Linked DNA regions of Homo sapiens: region 2 is linked to region 1. The links are chromatin loops, found by intact Hi-C in ENCODE. Cell type or tissue: natural killer cell. All regions are shown on one strand. Each heading gives the region's core, and the rest is flanking DNA. Links, peaks and the distances in the headings are about the cores only. Region 1 overlaps LOC105375336 (a long non-coding RNA gene). Region 2 overlaps CRCP (CGRP receptor component).

The links. Peaks named below come from ENCODE experiments on the same cell type or tissue, not always from the same donor. Only the 100,000 strongest peaks of a DNase experiment are listed, where the experiment ranks them.
Region 2: a loop joins it to region 1, with 9 times the contacts of the local background. A loop is called at or near these places in 9 of 110 quality-filtered maps.

Annotation. Positions count from the first base shown.
Region 1 is chr7:66,027,530-66,035,867 of GRCh38, reverse strand. It overlaps LOC105375336 (a long non-coding RNA gene), which reads left to right. Exons shown (of 5, transcript XR_002956511.2): 3 at 4,332-4,368. It also overlaps the pseudogene LOC100419772. Among named protein-coding and RNA genes, the nearest start is that of ASL, 44 kb to the left of the region's middle. In natural killer cell, for the core only: CTCF peaks have their summits at 4,591 and 4,792 (motif pointing left); DNase peaks (open chromatin) are centred at 1,937, 2,177 and 4,817; H3K27ac peaks cover 1,429 bases.
Region 2 is chr7:66,120,313-66,128,650 of GRCh38, reverse strand. It overlaps CRCP (CGRP receptor component), which reads right to left. Exons shown (of 6, transcript NM_014478.5): 2 at 911-947. Among named protein-coding and RNA genes, the nearest start is that of CRCP, 9.6 kb to the right of the region's middle. In natural killer cell, for the core only: no CTCF peak of the experiment used is centred there; no DNase peak of the experiment used is centred there; H3K27ac peaks cover 2,475 bases.

The sequences.
Region 1 (8,338 bases), core at 187-8,186:
TTTTTTTTTGAGAGGGAGTCTCACACTGTCGCCTGGGCTGGAGTGCAGTGTTGCCATCTTGGCTCACTGCAACCTCCACCTCCCAGGTTCAAGTGATTCTCCTGCCTCAGCCTCCTGCGTAGCTGAGATTACGGGCGCCTGCCACCACACCCAGCTAATTTTGTGTATTTTTAGTAGATACAGAGTTTCACTATGTTGGCCAGGTTGGCTTTCTTTCTTTCTTTTTTTTTTTTTTTAATTAGAGACACTTGAGCCCAGGCTGGATCTAAACTCCGGGCTGAAGCGATCCTCCTTTCTCAGCCTTCGGAATAGCTGGGATGACAGGTGTGAGCCACCGTGCCTGGAATTCCCTTATTTCTTTTGCACAGGCATGAGCTTTCTCTCCATACACAGGTGCACACACTTACTTTACTGAACCATTAGAGAGTTGTAGACAGCAGATCATTTCACCCCTTCTTGGAAAAGGGCATTCTATGTAGCTACAGTCGCCTTATCACACTCAGGAAACTTAGCGCTGATATATCTACTATTATTAAGATACAATGTAGGCCAGGTGCGGTGGCTCATGCCTGTAATCCCAGCACTTTGGGAGCTGAGACGGGCGGATCACTTGAGGTCAGGAGTTGGAGAGCAGTCTGGCCAACGTGATGAAACCCCATCTCTACTGAAAATACAAAAATTAGCCAGGTGTGGTGGTGCATTCCTGTAGTCCCAGCTACTTGGGAGGCTGAGGTGGGAGAATTGGTTCAACCTGGGAGGCGGAGGTTGCAGTGAGCCGAGATCGTGCCATTGCACTCCAGCCTGGGCAACAGAGCCAGACTTTGTCTCAAAAAAAAAAAAAAAAAAAAAGATGCAATGTAAACTCACATTCCTTCAGTTGTCCTAATAGTGTTCTTTTTCCTCCCAATTCAGGATCCAGTGAAGAACTACACATTGCATTTAGTTGTCATGTTTCTTTAATTTCCTTTCCTCTGGAAGTTTACTTAGCTTCTTTTTGTGACATTGGCACTGTGACAAATGACATTGATATTTGAAGAGTCTAAATCTAACCCAGTTGTTTTGAAGACTGTTCCTCAATTTGGAATTCTCTGATTATATCCTCATGGATAGATTTGAATTAAACATCTTGGGGCTGGATTGCTCTGAGGGATGTCTTTCTCATGCATCACATCATTATTGGTGCTGTGAAATTGGATAACTTGATTAAGTTGATGTCTGTCTGGTTTCACCATATCCTGTTGCCAACAACCTGTCATTTAGTGTGGTTACAGTAACTTCTCAAGGGTAAAAACTGCCTTAAAAAAAAATTCCACAACACATACAGCCCGTTTAGGACTTCATAAAAAGGTAGATAAGGTACCTCTTGACCTTTTGTTAAATAAAGAAGGGCCTAGCATACATTGGCATTTTGTCAGAGTATTTAGCTGGGTTAAAAACAATTATCTTGCTGATAAAAGAAAATCAATGAATAAATCAGTTTCTGTCAGCCAGAGTCTGCAAAATGCAGTACCTGTGTAAACATCGATTGTTCTCTTGATCCCAAAACACAGATTCATTAAAACTTATGTGAAAGAGAGTTTTCCTCCTTTATATTTGTTCTAGAAGAGGCAAAGAATGTTCTTTGGATTCTTACATTACAGTATTGACTTTTTCAGTGGCATAGTAACTTGGAATGGCCAAGGACAAATTTTCGCAGAGCGTGCAATATTCTGAATGACAGAGAAGGGGCAATGATTTGGAAATGAAATTGTAACGGTGCACCTGGGATGGATCCGTTGGTCCTGAAGAGAAACAATATTCATATTTTTTCTCCAGTTAACTATTCCAGGAAGGGATGTCTTAACGCCTCATATTTTGGAGAGCACAGGGAGTTATAACTCAATTTCAAGCAAAGATAGGAGGAAGCCAGTGGGCTGATTTCCTGATTAAGCAGGCAAAGATGACATGTGGTTTGATTTGTCATTTTCAATTTTAAATGAGCTCTGTCACATGCACTAATTATGCATTGTCTTTCCTGTGTTAGATTCCTTTCAAATATGATACTCTTTGTGACTTCAGTGTGTTTGTGGTCATTTGGGCAAAGCAGCACTTTTGTGAAATCGTAGCTTGAATCACTGGTAGCATTTGGTAAGCTTCACAGAGCTGATTTGATTACAGTGCTGACATCACTGTGCTGATGACCTAAGGCCTAGGTTGAGCCCTGTGTGAACCACTGTTGGTTTTGCTTTATTTATTGACTGGGAAATCAACTATCTGTTTGGCCCATGCTTTTGAAATCTTGGGTCATCATTTGCATCATCTCACTGCACTCCTGGTTTAAGACATACAGGGGTCTCTGTTGCACAATATGTCAAGCACAGACCCCTCTACCTGATTTTTCAGGATTCTGCATTACCAGTTTCCATTCATCCAGTCCAGTCTCATTTCCCACAACTCCATAGTTGCCTTCCACTTTATTTAGACTTCTTACTGTGTGACCTTGAGCAAGTTATTTAATTTCTGAACCTTGGCTTCCTGTCTATAGAGTAGGAATCATACGAATAGCTTCTACATCATAGGGTTTTTAATGACAATTAACTGAGATAATATCTTTTAAAAATAATAACCTTCCATTATGGAGATGTTAATACAAGTACCAAGAACTGTGCTAAACTTTTAAAATTTGTTGTCTCACTTCATCATAACAGTTTGATGAGGTAGGAGGAGCTGGTGGTAGTGGTAGTTGCACAGGTAGTAGTAATGATAACGTTGGTGCTTATTGAGCACTTAATATGTTCCGGGTATTTTACATGTTTCCAGTGAACCCTGTGAACAGTCTTACAAGGTTGATACTATAATTGCCATTTGATAGATAGGAAATTTAAGCATAATGAGATTAAGTAACTTGCCCAGATTCACATAGCCAAAGAATGCAAGAGCTGGATTGAAATCCAGGCCACACTTTTAGATACTAGTTTCATCCCATTTTTAGTTTAGAAGGAAAACTTAGGGAGTAATTAACTAAAACTCTCACAGCATATAAATGGCAGAGCTAGAATGTGAACCCAAATCTGATTTCAAAACTATATTCTTTGTCATACTCCACTGCCTGCAGACTGCTGAAAACAATGCTTTCTGATATGCTATTGTAGAGTGGATCGATTGTGATTTAATATACATCACATTGTTGTTTCTTCACTCAGGAAAGATGGCATATTGCCTGGATTAACTGTTACACAGGGAACCAGGCTTTTGGCCACTGCTTGCCACCCTGACTGTACCTGTTGAGTTGACGTAGGTGGTGAACACCCTGGGAGCATGGTGGATATTTGGCAGGATACTTGCCCATGGCTGGAATTCCCAGTGGTGACATTGGTGTTAAGTGGGCCATTTCTGTTGATTCAGCAGGAGGACGTGGCTGCCCAAGATGTCAATAGCTGATGGGAGGCAGATAATAATGGGGAGAGGACATGGCTGTTGGATGGGACAGCACTTTGTTCCCAAGTCTGCTCTGAAATTGCCCACAGCTAGCTAAACCATGTTGGACTTAAGACATTTCTCAGTTTCAGTTTTAGGTGGTAGTCCCCAAATTCTAAAAGCGGACTACTACATCTTGACAGGAATTCTTTTTTTTTTTTTTTTTTTTTGAGACAGAGTCTCTCTGTGTTGCCCAGGCTGGAGTGCAGTGTCGCGATCTCGGCTCACTGCAAGCTCTGCCTCCCCGGTTCATGCCATTCTCCTGCCTCAGCCTCCCGAGTAGCTGGGACTACAGGCACCTGCCACCACGCCCGGCTGATTTTTTTTTGTATTTTATTGATTGATTGATTGATTGATTGTAGAAACGGGGTTTCACCATGATAGCCAGGATGGTCTTGATTTCCTGACCTCATGATCCGCCTGCTTCGGCCTCCCAAAGTGCTGGGATTACAGGTGTGAGCCACCGTGCCTGGCCCCCAACTTGACAGGAATTATTATTATTATTATTATTATTATTAAGACGGAGTCTCGCTCTGTCGCCCAGGCTGGAGTGCAGTGGCGTGATCTTTGCTCACTGCAAACTCCGCCTCCTGGGTTTATGCCATCCTCCTGCCTCAGCCTCCTGAGTAGCTGGGACTACAGGCGCCCGCCACCACACCTGGCTAATTTTTTGCATTTTAGTAGAGACGGGGTTTCACTGTGTTAGCCAGGATGGTCTCAATCTCCTGACCATGTGATTCGCCCGTCTTGGCCTCCCAAAGTGCTGGGATTACAGGTGTGAGCCACAGCGCCCGGCAGATGGGAATTCTTTTACAGATATTTGATACCCAGAAAGGGGTGTGAGCCCAGACTGATAACTTACTTTTCTTTTTCAGGAAGGATGTCGATTCTGCGCTTCTCAGTAACTACGTGGTAAATTGAACTGTTACATTTTCCTCTCTGATAATTTGCCCTTTGCTTGTAAGATTGTTGAATTGATTTTGGTTAGAAATGACTGAATTCAGACTAGGTGCAATGGCTCACGCCTATAATCCCAGCACTTTGGGAGGCTGAGGCAGATGGATCACTTGAGGTCAGGAGTTCGAAACCAGGCTGGTCAACATGGTGTAACCCCATCTTTACTAAAAATACAAAAATTAGCCAGCTGTGGTGGCACGTGCCTGTAGTCCCAGCTCCTTGGGATCCCAACTGAGGTAGGAGGATCACTTGAACCTGGGAGGGGGAGGTTGCAATGAGCCAAGATCACGCCACTGCACTCCAGCCTGGGCAATAGAGCCAGGCTCTGTCTCCAAAAAAAAAAAAAAAAAAAAGGATGTAGTTGAATTTTCCACTTCAAAACAAGACATGTGGCACCATCTAGTGGACCTTGGAATAGTCTAAGCTTTATATGTTATACGTATACGTAGTACTTCAGGGAAGCTGGGAAGACTCTAATTCAGAGCAGGCAAATTTCAGTAAATCTCAAAGATTCTAGATAATCATTTGGGATGTAGTCATAGGATAGAAGCATCTATTTTAGAGCTGTTTCTGCAAAATTTCCCATTGAAATATTTATGCTTTTTCCTAATTATCACCCTTGATATATTTATATATTTATAATGCTTTTATACATTGTTATTTTAATCTTCAAATAGTCTTTTGGGTATTAACATTGTTATTTTGAAAGTGAGTTTAGTTGACTCACCTTTCTGAATAGTAGAAATTAACAAATTTATAATTTTTGGGGCCTAGGGTGGGGTTCCCAGGGAAAGGAAAAGAAGGAAAAAGATTGGTAAGACGGAAGATATTCCAGCATTTTTGCCTCCTATTTGGCACTAGCAAAACCATCTGATAGGCTCACTCCAGGTGTAGAAAGAACCATTTATACCTTGACTGTGAATTTTCCATGTGCTAGAGTCTAAACTCAGGAAGACTCAGAGGAGGTCTAGAAGGTAGTAGCTTAAGTGCTGTGGCTCATGCCTGTAATCTCAGCACTTTGGAAGGCCAAGGAGAGAAGACTGCTTGAGGCTATGAGTTAGAGATCAGCCTGGGAAACCTAGCAAGACCCCCAGCTCTTAAAAAAATAAATTAGCTGGGCATGGTAGCAAACACCTACTATGGTCCTAGCTACTTGGAAGGCAGAGGGGAGGTTTGCTTCAGCCCAGGAGTTTGAGGTTACAGTGATGACCACTGTACTCTAGCCTGGGAGACAGCCTTTGGGACCCTGTCCCCTAAAAAAAGCTCCCAGAGTGGAAGACAGCAAAAAGAAAGAAACCGCCTCCCTTCCACATCCCCCCAAAAGAAAAGAAGGTAGTAGAATAAACAGAGTTGGCCATATTCTTTCCTCTCTAAAGGCTCAGTCTCAAGTGGTTGCAGCTTAGAACAGGAAGGAAATGGTTGAATGGTTTTTGGCCAAGCCTTTGGCTTTTAGGAGCCTCCTTGTCCAGTTTGGACTTTGCTAGGCGTTTGGGTGTTTTATCCATTGGGGAAACATTGCATTCATTGATCTCATGCCACTATTTCTGAAAGGAACAGCAGATGAGAGGGGTCGCATTGTATTTAGTGATGGTGTGTGAGCCTGCATTTTCTTCACTTCTGTGGTAGAATCTCTAAAACAGGAATGAGACTGAGATTCCCCCCTGCCTCCAGCACTCTAATGCATGCATGTTTTATCCTTGTGGGGAAAGTTTGCTTCTAAAAATCCATAGCATTTTTTCCTCCCCTTTTTTTGGTAAACTCTGTCTTATCACTTGCTTCAAAATTTTTCTTTTCCAGAAAGAAATTATTATGTTAGATTTTTTTTTTTTTTTTTTTTTTGAGATTGAGTCTCACTCTGTCGCCCAGGCTGGAGTGCAGTGGCATGATCTCGCCTCACTGCAAGCTCCACCTCCCGGGCTCATGCCATTCTTCTGCCTCAGCCTCCCGGGTAGCTGGGACTACAGGCGCCCGCCACCACGCCCGGCTAATTTTTTTTGTATTTTTAGTAGAGATGGGGTTTCACCGTGTTAGCCAGGATGGTGTCGATCTCCTGACCTCGTGATCCGCCTGCCTTGGCCTCCCAAAGTGCTGGGATTAAAGGTGTGCACCACTGCACCTGGCCTATGTTAGATTTTTATACTAGAGAAGCAGAATTCTTTTTTAACAAAATATTTGTTTTAAGAAAATTTGCTTTCAAATAGTATATTTTTGAGATCAGAGGAGATTAGTGATGTGTATATTCATAGGAAATGTTTGAAATTGTTTTTTTTTTTTTGAGATGGAGTCTTGCTCTGTTGCCCAGGCTGGAGTGCAGTGGCGTGATCTCAGCAACCTGCAACCTCTGCCTCCCAGGTTCACGCCATTCTCTTGCCTCAGCCTCAAGAGTAGCTGGGACTACAGGTGCCTGCCACCACGCCTGGCTAATTTTTTGTATTTTTAGTAGAGATGAGGTTTCACCATTTTAGCCAGGATGGTCTTGATCTCCTGACCTCATGATCCGCCCGCCTCAGCCTCCCAAAGTGCTGGGATTACAGGCATGAGGCACCGCACCTGGCCATATTTGAAATATTTTAGGTAAATTAATGAATTTGGATTATTTGGCTTATATAAAAGAGCATTTTTTTAATGTCATATGCCTCTGGGACTCATATTTGCTCAAATCCAAGAATTGGAAGCTGCGTAATGGGCGGGTGAAAGGAAGTACTACAGTTTCCTGTTTATCCTTCAAAACCACTGACCTTAGATAGATATATTTCTCAAATTTATTCATAAACTTCTTTTGTGTATCTTCTCCTGGGTGTTTCATTTACTAACTGATCTGAAAGAGCAGCGTAAAGAAAGTGGAAAGAATAAACACAGCTCTGGGCAACAGAACTTGAACACTATCACCTATGAAGTAAGGCTGGGCTTCTGCCAGGCCTACCTAAAGTACCATTGAGGGAGGGGGGTTTATTCTCCCAACGACTGGCTGCTGAAATCAAGATCGCCTTTTATCTGATTTGAATACTTTTACTGTAACCTGATTTTTATTCTGTTTATAAAAGTGGGAGGAGTTTGGTCAAGTGTAGTGTTTAGCCAGCTACAAAGTTAGAAGGAATAGTCTAAAAGATTGCTCTCACTTCTCCTTGAAAGGGAATCACTGCTCACTGCAGCCTCAACCTCCCAGGCTCAAGTGGTGCTCCGAGCTCAGCTTCCCAAGTAGCTGGGAATATGGGTATGCACTGCCATGCCTGGCTAATTTTTTTGTTGTTGTCCAGGGTGGTCTTGAATCCCTGGGCTCAAGGGATCTTCTCACCGCATCTTTCCAAAGTGCTGGGGACTTAGACACTTAAGGCTATTGTTTATTTTTCAAGTTTCAGATTCTTCCCAAAATATGTAATTATAATTCCTCTCAAATTATATCTGTATTCTTCTTCAAAAGCCACAAATTCTGTGTAATCATGAGAAAATATCAGACCATTGCAAATCAATTTTAAAAAAACACCTTTTATTTTGAAATCATTTTTCTTTTTTTTTTTTGGAGATGGAGTCTCCCTCTTGTTGCCCAGGCTGGAGTGCAATAGCACGATCTTGGCTCACCACAACCTCCGCCTACCAGGTTTAAGTGATTGTCCCGCCTCAGACTCCTGAGTAGCTGGGATTACAGGCATGCGCCACCTCGCCTGACTAATTTTGTATTTTTAGTAGAGATGGGGTTTCTCCATGTTAGTCAGGCTGGTATCGAACTCCCAACCTCAGGTGATCCGCCGATCTTGGGCTCCCAAAGTGCTCGAATTATAGGTGTGAGCCACTGCGCCCAGCCATTTTTCTCTTACATAAAAGTTGTAGAGACAGGTGCTGGGAGTTCTTGTGTACCCTTCCCATAGTTTTCTCCGATGTTAACATCTTACATAACCATGGTCTATACCATGAAAAACCAAGAAAT
Region 2 (8,338 bases), core at 18-8,017, 93 kb before region 1:
TCACTCTCTTTTTTTATTTTTTAAGTAGGGATGGGGTTTCACCATGTTGGCCAGGATGGTCTCAATCTCCTGACCTCGTGATCCGCTGGCCTTGGCCTTCCAAAGTGCTGGGATTATGGGCATGAGCCACTGTGCTCGGCTTAAACTCACTTTCAAAATAAGGATGTTAATACCCATAAGACTATTTGCAATGTATAAAAGCATTATAAATATATAAATATATCAAAGGTGATAATTAGGAAAAATCATAAAAATTTTAATGGGAAATTCTGCAGACAGAAACAGCCTTAAAATAGATGCTTCTATCCTATGACTACATCCCAAATGATGATTTGGAATCGTTGAGATTTAGAGAAGGTTGCCCCCTCTAAAATAGAGTCTTCCCAGCTTTCCTGAAGTACTATGTATAACGTGTCAAGCTTACACTATTCCAAGGTCCACCAGATGTTGCCATGTCTTATTTTAAAGTGGAAAATCCAAATAAATTCAGTCATTTCTTTTTTCTTTTTCTTTCTTTCTTTCTTTTTTTTTTTTTTGAGACAGAGCCTTGGTCTATTGCCCAGGCTGGAGTGCAGTGGCACATCTTAGTTCACTGCAACCTCCGCCTCCTGGGTTCAAGTGACCCTCCTGCCTCAGCTGGGATCCGAAGTAGCTGGGACTACAGGCATGTGCCACCACACCCAGCTAATTTTTGTATTTTTTAGTAGAGACTGGGTTTCACCATGTTGGCCAGGCTAGTTTTGAACTCCTGACCTCAAGTGATCCAGCCTCAGCCTCCCAAAGTGCTGGGATTACAGGCGTGAACCACTGCACCCAGCCTGAATTCAGTCATTTCTAACCAAAATCAATTTAACAATCTCAGGAGCGAAGGGCAAACTATCAGAGAGGAAAATGTAACAATCCAATTTACCTCGTAGTTACTGAGAAGCGCAGAATTGGCATCCTTCCTGAAAAAGAAAAGTAAGCTATCATCAGTCTGGGCTCACACCCCTTTCTGGGTATCAAATTCTGTAAAAGAATTCCTGTCAAGATACAGTAGTCCACTTTTTGAATTTAGGGACTACAACCTAAAATTGAAACTGAGAAATGTCCTAAGTCCAACATGGTTTAGCTAGCTGTGGGCAATTTCAGAGTAGACTTGGGAACAAAGTGCTGTCCCATCCCACAGCCATGTCCTCTCCCCATTACTATCTGCCTCCCATCAGCTATTGACATCTTGGGCTGCCACGTCCTCCTGCTGAATCAACAGAAATGGCCCACTTAACACCAATGTCACCACTGGGAATTCCAGCCATGGGCAAGTATCCTGCCAAATATCTGCCATGCTCCCAGGGTGTTCACCACCTACGTCAACTCAACAGGTACAGTCAGGGTGGCAAGCAGTGGCCAAAAGCCTGGTTCCCTGTGTAACAGTTAATCCAGGCAATATGCCATCTTTCCTGAGTGAAGAAACACAACGATGTGACATATATTAAATCACAATCGATCCACTCTACAATAGCATATCAGAAAGCATTGTTTTCAGCAGTCTGGAGGCAGTGGAGTATGACAAAGAACATAGTTTTGAAATCAGATTTGGGTTCATGTTCTAGCTCTGCCACTTATGTGCTGTGAGAATTTTAGTTAAGTTAATTACTCCTTAAGTTTTCCTTCTAAAATAAAAATGGGATGAAACTAGTATCTAAAAGTATGGCCTGGATTCTAAATCCAGCTCCTGAATTCTTTGGCCATGTGAATCTAGGCAAGTTACTTAATCTCATTATGCTTACATTTCCTATCTATGAAACGGCAACTATAGTATCAACCTTGTAAGACTGTTCACAGGGTTCACTGGAAACATGTAAAGTACTTGGAACATAGTAAGTGCTCAATAAGCACCAACATTATCACTACTACTATCTGGGCAACTACCACTACCACCAGCAACTCCTACCTCATCAAACTGTTATGATAAAATGAGACAACAAATTTTAAAAGTTTAGAATAGTTCTTGGTACTTGTATTAACATCTCCATAATGGAAGGCTATTATTTGTAAAAGATATTATCCCAGTTAATTCTCACTGAAAACCCTGTGATGTAGGAGCTATTCGTATGATTCCTACTCTGCAGAGATAAAGCACAAGACTCAGAAATTAAGTAACTTGCTCAAGGTCACACAGTAAGAAGTCTAAATAAAGTGGAAGGTAACTATGGAACTGTGGGAAATGAGACTGAACTGGATGAATGGAAACTGGTCATGCAGAATCCTTAAAAATCAGGTAGAGGGGTCTGCACTTGATTTGTAATGTGCAACAGAGACCTCTGTATGTTCTTAAACCAGGAGTGTGGCGAGATGATCCAAATGATGACCCAAGACTTCAAAAGCATGGGCCAGATAGGTGACTTCCGAGTCAATAAATAAAGCAAAACTAACAGTGGTTCACAAAGAGATAGACCTCGGCCTTAGGTCATCAGCACAGTGATGTCAGCACTATAATCAAATCAGCTCTGTGAAGCTTACCAAATGCTACCAGTGATTCAAGCTACGATTTCACAAAAGTGCTGCTTTGCCCAAATGACCACAAACACACTGAAGTCACAAAGAGTATCATATTTGAAAGGAATCTAACACAGGAAGGACAATGCATAATTAGTGCATGTGACAGAGTTCATTTAAAATTGAAAATGACAAATCAAACCACATGTCATCTTTGCCTGCTTAATCAGGAAATCTGCCCACTGGCTTCCTCCTATCTTTGCTTGAAATTGAGTTATAACTCCCTGTGCTCTCCAAAATATGAGGCATTAAAACATCCCTTCCTGGAATACTTGACTCGAGAAAAAATATGAATGTTTTTTCTCTTCAGGGCCAATGGATCCATCGCAGGTGCACTGTTACAACTTTATTTCCAAATAATGGCCCCTTCTCTGTCATTCAGAATATTCCACGTCGTGGGAAATTTGTCCTTGGCCATTCCAAGTTACTACCCCACTAAACAAGTCAATAGTGTAATGCAAGAATCCAAAGAACACCCTCTGCCTCTTCTAGAACGAATATAAAGGAGGAAAACCCTCTTTCACATAAGTTTTAATGAATCTGTGTTTTGGGATCAAGAGAACCAATTGATGTTTACACAGGTACTCTGTGTAACAGACTCTGGCTGACAGAAGCTGATTTATTCATTGATTTTATCAGGAAGATAAATTTTTTTAAAACCCAGCTAAATATTCACAGAATAAATGCCAATCAATGTATGCTAGGCCTTTCCTTATTTAATAAAATGTCAAGAGGTACTTTATCTACCTTTTATGAAGTCCTAAACGAGCTGTATGTATTGGGGAATTTTTTTAAAGGCAGTTTTTATCTTTGAGAAGTTACTGTAACCACCACTAAACGACAGGTTGTTGGCAACAGGATATGGTGAAACCAGACAGACATCAACTTAATCAAGTTATCCAATTTCACAGCACCAATGATGTGACGCATGAGAAAGACACATCCCTCAGAGCAATCCAGCCCCAAGATGTTTAATTCAAATCTATCCATGAGGATATAATCAGAGAATTCCAAATTGAGGAACAGTCTTCAAAACAACTGGGTTAAATTTAGACTCTTCAAATATCAATGTCATCTGTCACAGTGCCAATGTCACAAAAAGAAGCTAAGGAAACTTCCAGAGGAAAGGAAATTAAAGAAACATGACAACTAAATGCAATGTGTAGTTCTTCACTGGATCCTGAATTGGGAGGAAAAAGAACACTATTATGGCAACTGAAGAAATGTGAGTTTACATTGTATCTTAATAATAGTAGATTATCATCGCTAAGTTTCCTGAGTGTGATAAGGCGACTGTAGCTACATAGAATGCCCTTTTTCAAGAAGGGGTGAAATGATCTGCTATCTACAACTCTCTAATGGTTCAGTAAAGTAAGTGTGTGCACCTGTGTATGGAGAGAAAGCTCATGCCTGTGCAAAAGAAATAAGGGAATGCCAGGCATTGTGGCTCACACCTGTCATCCCAGCTACTCCGGGCTGAGACAGGAGGATCACTTCGTCCCGGAGTTTGAATCCAGCCTGGGCTCAAGTGTCTCTAATCAAAAACAAGAAAGGAAGAAAGAAAGGAAGGAAGGAAGGGAAGGAGGGAGGAAGGAAGGAAGGGAGGGAGGGAGGGAGGAGGGAGGGAAAAGAAAAAAGAAAAGAGAAAAAGGAAAAGGCAGCAAATATCAGAATCAAAATGTTAACAAGTGGTGACTCTAGGTAACGCGTATACAGGTATTTGTGGCATTCTTTTTATTTTTAGTTTTTTTTTGAGAAGGAGTCTCGCTCTGTCTCCCAGGCTGGAGTGCAATGGTGCGATCTCGGCTCGCTGCAAGCTCCGCCTCCCAGGTTCATGCCATTCTCCTGCCTCAGCCTCCCAAGCAGCTGGGACTACAGGCACCCGCCATCAGCCCGGCTAATTTTTTGTATTTTTGGTAGAGACGGGGTTTCACTGTGTTAGCCAGGATGGTCTCGATCTCCTGACCTCGTGATCCGCCCGCCTCGGCCTCCCAAAGTGCTGGGATTACAGGAGTGAGCCACTGGGCATGGCTTTTTTTTTTTTTTTTTTTTTTTTTTTTTTTTTTTTGAGACGGAGTCTCACTCTGTCACCCAGGCTGGAGTGCAGTGGCGCGATCTCGGCTCACTGCAAGCTCCGCCTCCCGGGTTCACGCCATTCTCCTGCCTCAGCCTCTGGAGTAGCTGGGACTACAGGCGCCAGCCACCACGCCCGGCTCATTTTTTTAGTACAGACGGGATTTCACCATGTTAGCCAGGATGGTCTCGATCTCCTGACCTTATGATCCGCCCGCCTCGGCCTCCCAAAGTGCTGGGATTACAGGCCTCAGCCACTGCGCCCGGCCCCCCCACCTTTTTTTTTTTTTGAGACAAGAGTTTCGCTCTTGTTGCCCAGGCTGGAGTGCAATGGCATGATCTCAGCTCACCATAACCTCCACTTCCCGAGTTCAAGCGATTCTCCTGCCTCAGCCTCCCAAGTAGCTGGTATTACAGGCATGAGCCACCACACCTGGCTAATTTTGTATTTTTAGTAGAGACGGGGTTTCTCCATGTTGGTCAGGCTGGTCTCAAACTCCTGACCTCAGGTGATCTGACCGCTTTGCCCTCCCAAAGTACTGGGATTACAGGCGTGAGCCACCATACCAGGCATCTAAAAGTTTTTTAGAGCTATTAGAACTTAATAGACACATCTAGCAATTATAAACGTAGAAGCTGTTGATCTCTACAAAGCAGGAACTGTCTGCTCTACAGCTAACACTTTAGTATTATGTAATATATTCACATGCAATCAGACTTCTAGAAACTGCTTACCTATACAAAACTTCATATTCTCCTGTAGGACTTAGAATAGTACTCATTTTACGCCAGGCGCAGTGGCTCACACCTGTAATCCCGGCACTTTGGGAGGCCAAGTCGGGCGCATCACGAGATCAGGAGATCAAGACCATCCTGGCTAACACGGTGAAACCCCGTCTCTACTAAAAATACAAAAAATTAGCCGGGCGTAGTGGCGGGCGCCTGTAATCCCAGCTACTCAGGAGGCTGAGGCAGGAGAATGGCGTGAACCCGGGAGGCGGAGCTTACAGTGTGCCGAGATGGGGCTACTGCACTCCAGCCTGGGCGACAGAGCGAGACTCCATCTCAAAAAAAAAAAAAAAAAGAAAGAAAGAAAGAATAGTACTCATTTTATTGACATGTGTTTAAAGCAAATACTCTAAGTGCATTTTAAAGACTGTCTAGAAAAAAGTCCAGGGACTTGTGCACACAGAGGAGAGACCATGTGAGAACATATCAAGAAGTTTGCAATCTGCAAGCTCAGGCAAGAGGCCTCAAAAGAAACCAAACCTGCTACACCTTGATCCAGTCTCCCGAACTGTCAGAAAACAAGTGTTTGCTGTCTAAGCCACCCAGTGTCTGGTGCTTTCTAAAAGCAGCCTGGCAAATTAACATAGCAATGCTTGAGTAAAAAAAAAAACAAAACAACTGTCTAAATCTATACTACAGGCAGGCAGTTACTTAATTTCCTTAAGTAATGAATTAGATGACTGAAGCTGACTTTCCATTTGACACTTCTTGTAAAATTTGCTTAAAATGGTGAGTCAAGTGGATGTAAACAACTACTTGAGGAAACTGAATTCCAAATAAACAGAACAAAATGATCTCTTGGTGGACTTTCCTTAGAAGCAAACACATACACAAATGGCACATGCAAACAGTGCCTTTTTTTTTTTTTTTTTTTTTGAGACGGAGTCTTGCTCTGTCGCCCAGGCTGGAGTGCAGTGGCGCGATCTCAGCTCACCGCAAACTCCGCCACCCGGGTTCATGCCATTCTCCTGCCTCAGCCTCCCAAGTAGCTGGGACTACGGGCACCCACCACCACGCCCGGCTAATTTTTTGTATTTTTAGTAGAGATGGGGTTTCACTGTGTTAGCCAGGATGGTCTTGATCTCCTGACCTTGTGATCCACCCACCTCGGCCTCCCAAAGTGCTGGGATTACAGGCGTGAGCCACTGTGCCCGGCCAAACAGTGCCTATTAATTGCCACACAGTCAACTCTTACACAGGCAATGACGAAAATAATTGCTCAAATTCTCCTATGCCCAACCTATGCTATCAAGTCATGCTCTGAAAACCTAAACTCTGGTACAAGCAAACGGAGCAGCTTCTGAAGTCAATGAACAACTTAACTTGTAGCATTCTCTTGGGAGCTAGCAAATGAGTATCCTCTTTCCAGTCCTGTTACTGAGTTGTTATAGTACCTATTACCCACCTTTTCTAAATATGAGTATTTCCAGCTGTAAAAGGAAAGAAATCCTGACACTACCTCAAAAAGATGGTACAGAGGATAATGTCTATTTTCCCAATTATATATATTACGTTCAAGAATAAAAGAGTGGATACAAACTTTTCCAGCCATATAAATGATCATTTATAGACAAAGCCAAATAGCAAATACCTTATAGATAGAAATACCTAATTTTGCTATATAAATATTTTGCATGGTGGCGCATGCCTGTAGTCCCAGCTAGTCAGGAGGCTGAGGCAGAAGAATCGCTCGAATCCAGGAAGTGGAGATTGCAGTGAGCTGAGATTGCACCACTGCACTCTAGCCTAGGTGATGGAGTGAGACTCCATCTCAAAAAAAAAAAAAAATTGTATGCTTTTACTTGACGAAAATACATTTCCAAGTAATGGTCAAGAAATTTTTATTTTTAAATTGTCAATCAAATAAAGCATAAATATTCCTCCCCTTAAATAAATTTCTGGGCCAGCGCGGTGGCTCATGCCTGTAATCCCAGCACTTTCGGAGGCCGAGGCGGTAGAATCACCTGAGCTCAGGAGTTCAAGACCAGCCTGGCCAACATGATGAAACCCCATCTCTACTGAAAATACAAAAATTAGCCAGGCAGCTACCCAGTAGGCTCAGGCAGGAGGACTGCTTGAACTCGGGAGGCGGAGGTTGCAGTCAGCCGAGATTGCGCCATTGCACTCCAGCCTGGGTGACAAGAGCGAAACTCCATCTCAAAAAAAAAAGAAGAAATTTCAGGTATTATTATTATTATTATTATTATTATTATTATGTATTAGTTACTTAGTAGGTATTTCCTCAATCAGAATTTTAAAAAGTAGCAAAAACTTAGGGGAGCTGTTCATTGTGCCTCCTCACTTCAGGTTCTGGGAGTGTCTGATAGAGGTACAATATACAGGCATCCCCTGGTATTCACTGGAGATTGGTCCCAGGACCCCCACATATACTAAAATCCAAACATGCTTGTGTCCCAGAGAGCCTTGCAGAACCAGCAGCTAGGAAGCCAGCTCTCCACATACGTGGGTATATTCTCATCCCTCAAATACTATATTTTCATTCTCTGTGTTTGGTTGCAGATGTGGAACCTGCAGATATGGAGGGCCAACTGCATTTATTTTTTAAAATCTGCGTATAAGGAGATCCATGAAGTTCAAGCTCGTGTTGTTCAAGGGTCAACTGTATCTGCAACTCAAGGTTCTGCTAAAGATCCTAAGGAGCAGACTTCCAAAGGTCACGCCTCCTGTTGAAGACCAGGTGAGGACCAGAAGTTAGGCTTCCAGACCTTTCCACTCCAGGGCCCTTCCACTCCCAAATCACATGTCTATCTCAGGAAACCTCATTTTCCCATGAATTACTGGCTGCAAAATTCTTGATTGGTTACAGGAAGTCACTGACTACTTGGCAGAAGGGGACAGGCTGTTACAAGAACAAAACCCCGTGATTCAAACCATTTCACTTAGGAAAATCAGAAAATATACACGCCTAGCAACTAGG